Linked DNA regions of Homo sapiens: region 2 is linked to region 1. Evidence: read pairs that join two places in POLR2A ChIA-PET (ENCODE). Cell type or tissue: IMR-90. All regions are shown on one strand. Region 1 overlaps LTBP2 (latent transforming growth factor beta binding protein 2). Region 2 overlaps YLPM1 (YLP motif containing 1).

Region 1 (4,000 bases):
CTGAGCTGGCATAGTATGTATATCAGCTCATTTAATCATTTCAACCTCCCATCATAAGATAGTTGAGAAGGTTAATGAAGTGAGTGTGTGTAAAGTGCCTGGCAGAATGCCCAGCATAGAGTAAGAACTCATCAATACCTGGAATGAATGAAAACATGAATGAGCTCCTGGTAGGAAGCCCGGAGGTGGGGGTCAGTGTGGTGGAAGGTGGCACATCACAGGTACGGCAGAGGAGCCAAAAGTGACCTTCTCCTGTTTCTGTGCAGGTCACGACCAGTGTCACTCATGCACCTGCCTGGGTCACAGGTGAGTCCCTCTTCCTGGCGGCTCCTAGGCAAAAGAGAAGGGAGGGAAAGAGCCCTTAATCAGGAGTGGAGTTACTATGTGTGAGCTGGTTCACGCTCACACACACATCAGAGGAGGGTGAGAAGGACGTGGCCTGTGAGTGCTGTTTCTGGGAGCTCTCTATACACCTAAGGTGCTGTGAAGTCAGCGAGAGACCCCATGACGCTTCACAGATAGTTTTCTAGCCACAGAACTCTTTGCAAATTTCATGGCACCACTTAGCACATAAATCAGAACAAAGAGACAGCACTAGCTGAAACAGGTGTTTGGCTGGGTCGCTAGACTCTTTCCCCCAAGAGGTCTTGTCCTGAAACCACTACTTGCCTGTCACTGGTGTTGGGTTCAGACATTGGAAGGCTGAGCTCATGCTTCTTGTAAAACGGTAGAAGACACTGATGCCTGTCTTGCAGACTCTCAAAGCAAATAAGATGTTGGTATTTGTGGCAGAGCTCTGTAAGCTGTGAAATGCTTTGTAAGCAGAAGTGAAAGAATGTTGAAGTGGGAATTAGGAAACCCAGGTGTCAGCTGTGCCTCCGACAAGCTGACTGGCCTTGGACAAGTGACCATTTCTGCAAGCCTCAGTCTCCTGGCCCTGACATGGAGGATTAGACTGGATGTGCTCCAACGCCTGTTAGAGCTCTCAGATTCTCTAAGTGGGGCCAGATCAACTTTCAGGAGACTGGAAGGCATGGGAGTGACCCACCCCAGGCTTCACCCTTCGTTCTTGGGAGTCTGAGCACCAGGGAAGAGGGAAGGGCCATGGCCAGCCAAGGGGCCACAACCCCACCTCTTCCCCTCTCTCCTCCACAGGGAATGCCACAACCCCACCAATGCCTGAACAGGGGATTGCAGAGATACAGGAAGAACAAGTGACCCCCTCCACTGATGTGCTGGTGACCCTGAGCACCCCAGGTAGCTGCAGCCAGACCTTTGGGGCTCCCTGCACCCTGCCCTGTGAGCTGTGTCTGTCCAGAGCCAACTCCAGGGCAGGGGCATGAATGGAATGCCCCCTCACCTTTCCAACTAGGTAAAGTCCCCAGCAGGCTCCCAGCTGGGCTGTGCACCCCTGGCCTCATCTTACAAAGAACACAGGGTCCCTCTTGTGAAAACAAGAGCCCTGCCTGGAGCACTGCCCAAGCCCAGAAGGGGGAAGAGAAGGGACACCATGGGAGAAGGAAGCCAGGGGTCTTCCAGGAGAATCTGGGGGTCCCTCTCAAGGAAGGGGAGCATGGGGAGTGAGGGCCACTGGGATCCTGGCTCTTCCAGGCCACTCCCCTGAGTCAGCAGAGTGCCTGGCAGCGAGCAGCTGCCTGCCCACGGGGAGGGCTGATTTTCGGGAAGGAACATGGTTCTATTTCTCAAGGTTGTTTAACCAAGCCTGCATTCCTCTCCCTCTGGTCAGCTACAGTGATGGGGGCGAGGGGCGGGTGTGGGGGCGATCCTGGCAAATCCACCTTGCTCTGGAATGTGCCCTCCTTAAAGGCTCATTGTCTGGGGACTTGGTGCAGGAGAAGCAAGGCGGGTGTTGTTGCCGCTGCTCCCTGTACACGTGTGTGCCCGCTCCTGGGGCTCCTGCTCTCTTAACCTTACGACTGGGTCCAGAGACCCAGTCACCTTGTGTTGGGGGTGAGGGTGGTCAGGGGGTTCTGGATTTCCTTCAGCAAAGGGAAAGCCCCTGCGCCTGGTGGAACAGTCCAGAGAGTGGGGAGTAGGGGTCCAGCCTTCCCAGGCACACCCCACTGACCTCTCCTGGGACCTCTCTCCTCTGGGCTCAAAGCGCTGCTCCAGGGAGCATCCCCTTCTGGCCTCTGCTCAGCAGGCAGAGTGTGCAGAGGAGTGCTGAATTTCTGACAAGGAAAATGGACCTGGAGGAAGGGATGGGAAGCAGGGGGCAGGGGGCAGGGGGCAGGCCAAGCTCAGCAGCAGCTCTTGGCATGTGGATGAGTGTCCCCACCGCAACCCCAGCCTCAGCCTTTTGCCCTATCCCCCTTCTCCTCTGCCATTCTGTAACCTCACCCCTCTGGGCAGACATTTAGGACCCAGCTGAGGGCCCCCACAACCCCCAAGGCTGACACAAACTTAGAGCCAGGCCCGGGGAGAGGGTAGCCTTGGGTGCACATTCAATTCAGTACAATCTGGCAGACTGTTAAGCCCCACTGTATACCCACGTACAGACCATTCCCCAACCCATTCCCTTGGGTCTTCGGCTTCTCCCAAGCTATGGGGGCGGGGCAGGGACCCCTGAGCATGTGGGCTTCAGGCAAAGACTTCAGGGTGGACACAAATGCAGAAGCATCATTCATTCATTTATCCATTTGGCATGTTCTAAGTGCCAGGTACCTTTCTAGTATTAGGGATACCGTTCAGAAAGCTAAAGTCTCTGCTGTCTACACAGCCTCAACCCCGAGTCCCAGTGAGTCTGCCTCCAAACTATTTCTCAATTCTGTACCTGTCTCCCCACTTCTCACCCCATCACCACCACCCAAGGCAGACCCTCATTTAAATTATTTCAACAGGTTTTAAGGACCCACTATACCTCCCTTACCAGTTCATCCATCATCTCGTTGCCTGAGTGGCCTTTCTAGGACTGCTCTGACCCACCCCCACCTTTCACAAAATCCTTGTTACAGGCCAGTCTCAATGTGGCTTTCAAGGCTCTGCTCAGCTGACCCCAGTCCACCCCTCCCATTTTCCCCTGGCAGTTTTCCCCAAGCACCTTACTCACCAGGTCTGTCTGTCTGTCCAGGGAAAACTGGGCAGGAGTTGCAGGGAGGGATGGCGCTGGGCACTGGGTAGGAGTCAGGCCCATTTTCGGGGTGGGGCTAGGATGGAGGGGTTTTGCTGGAAATTTGCTGGAAATATGGGTTATCCATTAGATCTCGGTGAGGGGGATGCCCTACTATGACCTCCATCCTGGGTAGGGCTCGGGGTGCTGGGCAGAGGTCCCCTAGGGTCTTATGCAAGGCCAAGCTGTGCATGGGTATGGGAGGGAGGGCCTGGCTAAGGTTGGCCTTCTGAGGCCCCTAGACCCTGGCCACTGACTGTCCCCACCCCGCTCCACTGCCTTTGTCCAGCACCCACCCTGCCATAACCTCTGTTTTGCTCTGTCTCCCACAGGCATTGACAGATGCGCTGCTGGAGCCACCAACGTCTGTGGCCCTGGAACCTGCGTGAACCTCCCCGATGGATACAGATGTGTCTGCAGCCCTGGCTACCAGCTGCACCCCAGCCAGGCCTACTGCACAGGTATTCACTTGGGTGCCCTGGGCTTACTTGGCGGCTGGGGTAGATGGGAGCAGGGGCTAAGAGGCCGAGTTGAGAGTCCAGGAAGAAGCAGAAGGTCCAAGCAGTGCTGGGTGGTTGATGAGTTTAGGAGGAGCACAGTCCCTGTGGACTAAGCTAACTTTAACCTTCAGGGGAAGACCAGTCTCGGTGAGCCCCATCCGATGAGTCTCCAGGACTCCAGGAGCACAGAAGCCAGCCCATTGCATGCATCCTGGCCTGTGCCTGGCAGCCCTCTTCTCTGAGATCAGCCCACCCCTCAAACTGGCCATTTTGCTGCCTGGAGAGCACACCCAGGACTGCCCCAGTTGCAAATGTCTCCACCAGGGTCATCCGTAGGGGGAGGTCTGAGGCTAAGATAAATCATCAAGTG
Region 2 (4,000 bases), 260 kb before region 1:
ATAACCAAAAAACTTCAATGACCATTAATATTAAAATGGATAAACAGATTGTGTTATATTCATACAATGAACTATTGTACAGGAACGGGAATAAACTACTACTACACACAACATGGATGACTCTCACAATAATACAATGTCAAGTGAAAGATGCCAGACTCATGAGTACATACAGTATTATTTCACTCACATGAAGTTCAAAAATAGGCAAAACTAATCTATGGCTCAGTATAGCAGTTATCTTTGGGGTATTAGAAAATAACTGAGGGGGATGAGGGAGATTTCTTGGGCACCAGTAATTCCTATTTCTTGATCTAGTAGTGATACCATGTGTGCCTTTTTTTTTTTTTTTTTTTTTGAGACGGAGTCTCACTCTGTCACCCAGGATGGAGTAGAGTGGCACGATCTTGGCTCACTGCAACCTCCGCCTCCCGGGTTCAAGCAATTCTCCTGCCTCAGCCTCCCAAGTAGCTGGGACTACAGGCGCATGTTACCATGCCAGCTAATTTTAGTATTTTTTAGTAGAGATGGGGTTTCACCATATTGACCAGGCTGGTCTCGAACTCTTAACCTCATGATCCGCTCCCCCCTCAGCCTCCCAAAGTGCTGGGATTACAGGCATGAGCAACCGCACCTGGCCAATGTGTGTCTTTATTTTGTGAAAATTCACTAAGCTGAACACTTAAAATTGTGCACTTCTCTGTTACGTTTCAATAAGTTTTATTATATGTGAAAAAAAAGGTCCTGGAAAACCAACATCCATTGATATGACAGTTTTCTGGACCAACGGTAGTCTTCTGGAAGACTGAGTGAATCCAATGATATACACAGTGTCAAAACAGCTCCCCTAGACTCTCAACAATGTGATATGTTATTTACATGTCATGCAGTTTTGTCACATGACTTTTTAGAAATCTCGTTTTTATAAAGCAGCTTAAATCTGGATTTTGCAAAAACTCAAAGCCATTTACAGTACTTTATTTGTAACAGCATGTTATCAGTAAATTTGTTTAGTTGTGTTCTAAACTCTTGTTTTTCTAATCAGCTTTGATTATTTAAAAAAAGTGGCTTCTCATATCAGTTATATGTTTGATAGCAAAATCTGAATTAGAAATACAAGAAGTTCACAGGTTTCCTTAATAGTATAGATTATTCTTACCTCAGTCTTGTTCACTCACTAACCAGCTTCCCACTGATTTTTTACCTAGTTACACTGGAGAAAAAGAACTATGCCTGGGTAACAGTCCCAAACTATACTCTATAAGGGCTGAGTGAGCAAAAGCAGCAGGGGGTGACTGAAATGGCAATGACATAAGCTAGTTAGGGGAAACGTTTTCAAAACAAGGTGGATAATGTGAGTAGGATCCAATTCAAGGATTAAAAAGCCATCCTTATCAAAGCTGCAGATGAAAATGCTGAAGAGGGATATCACATACCTAAAACAATATAATCATCATTGACCAAGATTTCAGCAGACTGAAATGATGGTGCAAACCTAACTAGAAAACAATCTAAAGAGAAATGTAAAGTCTTAGAAAAAGGAACAAGAAAAACAAAAACAAAAAACCAACCACACAAGTTCAGGATAAGAGAGACTTGGCTTAATAAAAGCTAATGTGAAAAAGACCTGGGAAGCTAGATTGATGTTAAGTTCAACAAGAGTCAACACTGTGAGAGTGCTGAAAAAAACAAACAAAAAAGCAATTTGTTAAGCTATACAATATAAGCACATTATTTATAATGAAGTTGGTACTAGGCCCATGCTCCTCTGCATCTGAAGTAAGTGTTCATTCTGAAGGAGACTAACAAACTAAAGGCCCTTCAAAGGACAGTGAGCAGTACAGCAGGATGAGGTTAGAAACAATGTTAAGATGAAAAGAATCTGAGTTGTGATTGGCAGAGCAAACTGGGTGAGGTAGGGTGAGGGAGACATGAGGGTAATAGTTTTTAAATAACTGTAGTGACATGCTGTAGAAGAGGCATAGGATAATTCATTCTGTGTTGCTCCAGAGGCAAATCTAGAATCAACAGATAAAAGTTAAAGAATCACATTTAGGTTCAATGTAAAAAACAAACTTTCTAGAATCAATGCCTTATATGGCAGTGTTCCTAATCACAATGCCAATGTTAAGCATACAACTGCTCATCACAGAAAGTACAATGGACTTAAAGTGGGTCAGAAGTCCTTGGATTCTAATCTCATCTTGACCATTTACTAGCTGTGTTATATGAGGCAAGGTATTTACAACCTCTCTGAATCTCAGCTTTTCTTATGTATTTATTTACCTCCTGATATCACTAAGAGGAATAAATAAGATGATATGTGCAAGACTCATTGTGACAAACTGAAATGGAATACAAACGTGCGTTGCCGTAGACAGATATATTAGATAATTGCTAATATCCTCCCAGCACAGAGATTATTAACTTGAGAAGTTATTTTCTTCTGAAGACAAAACTTAAAATAGGTCCTAAATTCACACAGCCAAGATTTAGTAGGCAAAGAGAGAAAATATTAACATGACGGAAATCAAGGGAGCAGGAAATGTATGTTTCATGAGGTGTTAAGAATGTACTTCTCTGATAGCAAATTAGTTACCAGATCTAAAAGGCAATGCTCATTCCAGGAGATTAAGAACGAATTCAAATCAAGATGATACACATGCCAAATAAGCACTGACAGTATAGGCTTGAATCATGGCAGTAAACAGAGCTTAAATAGTACTTTTGCTTTGGGGACCCTCTAGACTCAACTGTACCTATTCTGGGGTTCTACTCACTCTGCTAAATAATCCTGACTGAGCAAGTTACGCAGTCCTCTCAGTGCCATTTTGTTAAGAGTAAATGGAGAATAATCTGCCTACTTCACAGGTTGTTGAGAAGACTTCCATGAGATAATAATGTGTGTAAAGTCTCTAGCAAGGCTTCTTGGTACACAGAGGAATTCATGTTAATTGCCCTTTCTCTTAACTTTGATTGTGGATGGAGTTTTGTGCCACACTGCTTTCAGAATTATAAGCTTGGGGAATAAAAGATATATTTTGTTTTCAAATGTTAAAATGAGGTTGAAAAAAATGATGATGTAGATCCACTGATACTGAGATGAAAATCTAAGCAATACGCAGATTGGTGGAAAAATAAGTTATAAGATAATCTACTCAGTATGATCCCATTTCTGCAACATATATTTTTAAAATGATTCTCTCCAGATGGTGGAATTAGGTGACTTTCACTTTTTTCTACACTTTTCTGTAATGTTTGAATTTTGTATAAGGAGTACCCATTTCTACTACAATTCCCAACTGAGAAAAAAACTGATTAAAGTATTTTTCTGGCTGAGCGTGGTGGCTCACACCTGTAATCCCAGCACTTTGGGAGGCCACGGCAGGCAGGGAGGCCAAGGCAGGAGGATCGCTTGAGCCCAGGAGTTTGAGACCAGCCTGGTCAACATAGGAAGATCCCCATCTCTACGAAGTATTTTTTAAAAACTGGCCAGATGTGTTGGTGCGCACCTCTGGTCCCAGCCACCTGGGAGGCTGAGGTGGGAGGACTGCTTGAACCCAGGAGGAAGAGGCTGCACTGAGCCATAATTCTATCACTGCACACTAGCCTGGGTGAAAAACCGAGACCCTGTCTCAAAAAATAATAATAATTTCCATAGAAAAGTTATCATTTAGGTCAACTTGGGGAGAAAAATCTATTTTTACAAACTTGGAAAAAATGAATTTAACAGTTTTTAGAAGGTAAAGAGAAAAAACTTACACACCAGCAATTTTTTTTCTTTCTAAATATGTTGTTCAGGATAAACAGAAGTATCTCCTTAACTGGGGAAAATATAAAGGATGTAAGCTCCATGGGGGCAGGAATTTTATGTGTTCTGCTATATTCACTGCTCTAAGTACAAGAGCAGGAACTTAAATATTTGCTGAATGGATAAAATAAAAGTCCTACTTACCTTATGCTAAATTTCACTGCCTCAAGCCAGTAGAATATTGGCTTA

The links. ChIA-PET counts read pairs that join two places held together with the same protein. Peaks named below come from ENCODE experiments on the same cell type or tissue, not always from the same donor. Only the 100,000 strongest peaks of a DNase experiment are listed, where the experiment ranks them.
Region 2: POLR2A ChIA-PET joins it to region 1 with 7 read pairs; 5 of 35 experiments call an interaction of 5 or more read pairs at or near these places.

What each region holds. Positions count from the first base shown.
Region 1 is chr14:74,522,381-74,526,380 of GRCh38, reverse strand. LTBP2 (latent transforming growth factor beta binding protein 2) reads left to right here. Exons shown (of 36, transcript NM_000428.3): 14 at 267-306; 15 at 1,156-1,257; 16 at 3,463-3,591. Among named protein-coding and RNA genes, the nearest start is that of ISCA2, 31 kb to the right of the region's middle. RefSeq lists enhancers at 1,654-2,593, 3,055-3,933. In IMR-90, no CTCF peak of the experiment used is centred here; a DNase peak (open chromatin) is centred at 1,710; H3K27ac peaks cover 147 bases.
Region 2 is chr14:74,782,720-74,786,719 of GRCh38, reverse strand. The region is part of intron 4 of YLPM1 (YLP motif containing 1); the gene reads right to left. Among named protein-coding and RNA genes, the nearest start is that of YLPM1, 21 kb to the right of the region's middle. In IMR-90, no CTCF peak of the experiment used is centred here; no DNase peak of the experiment used is centred here.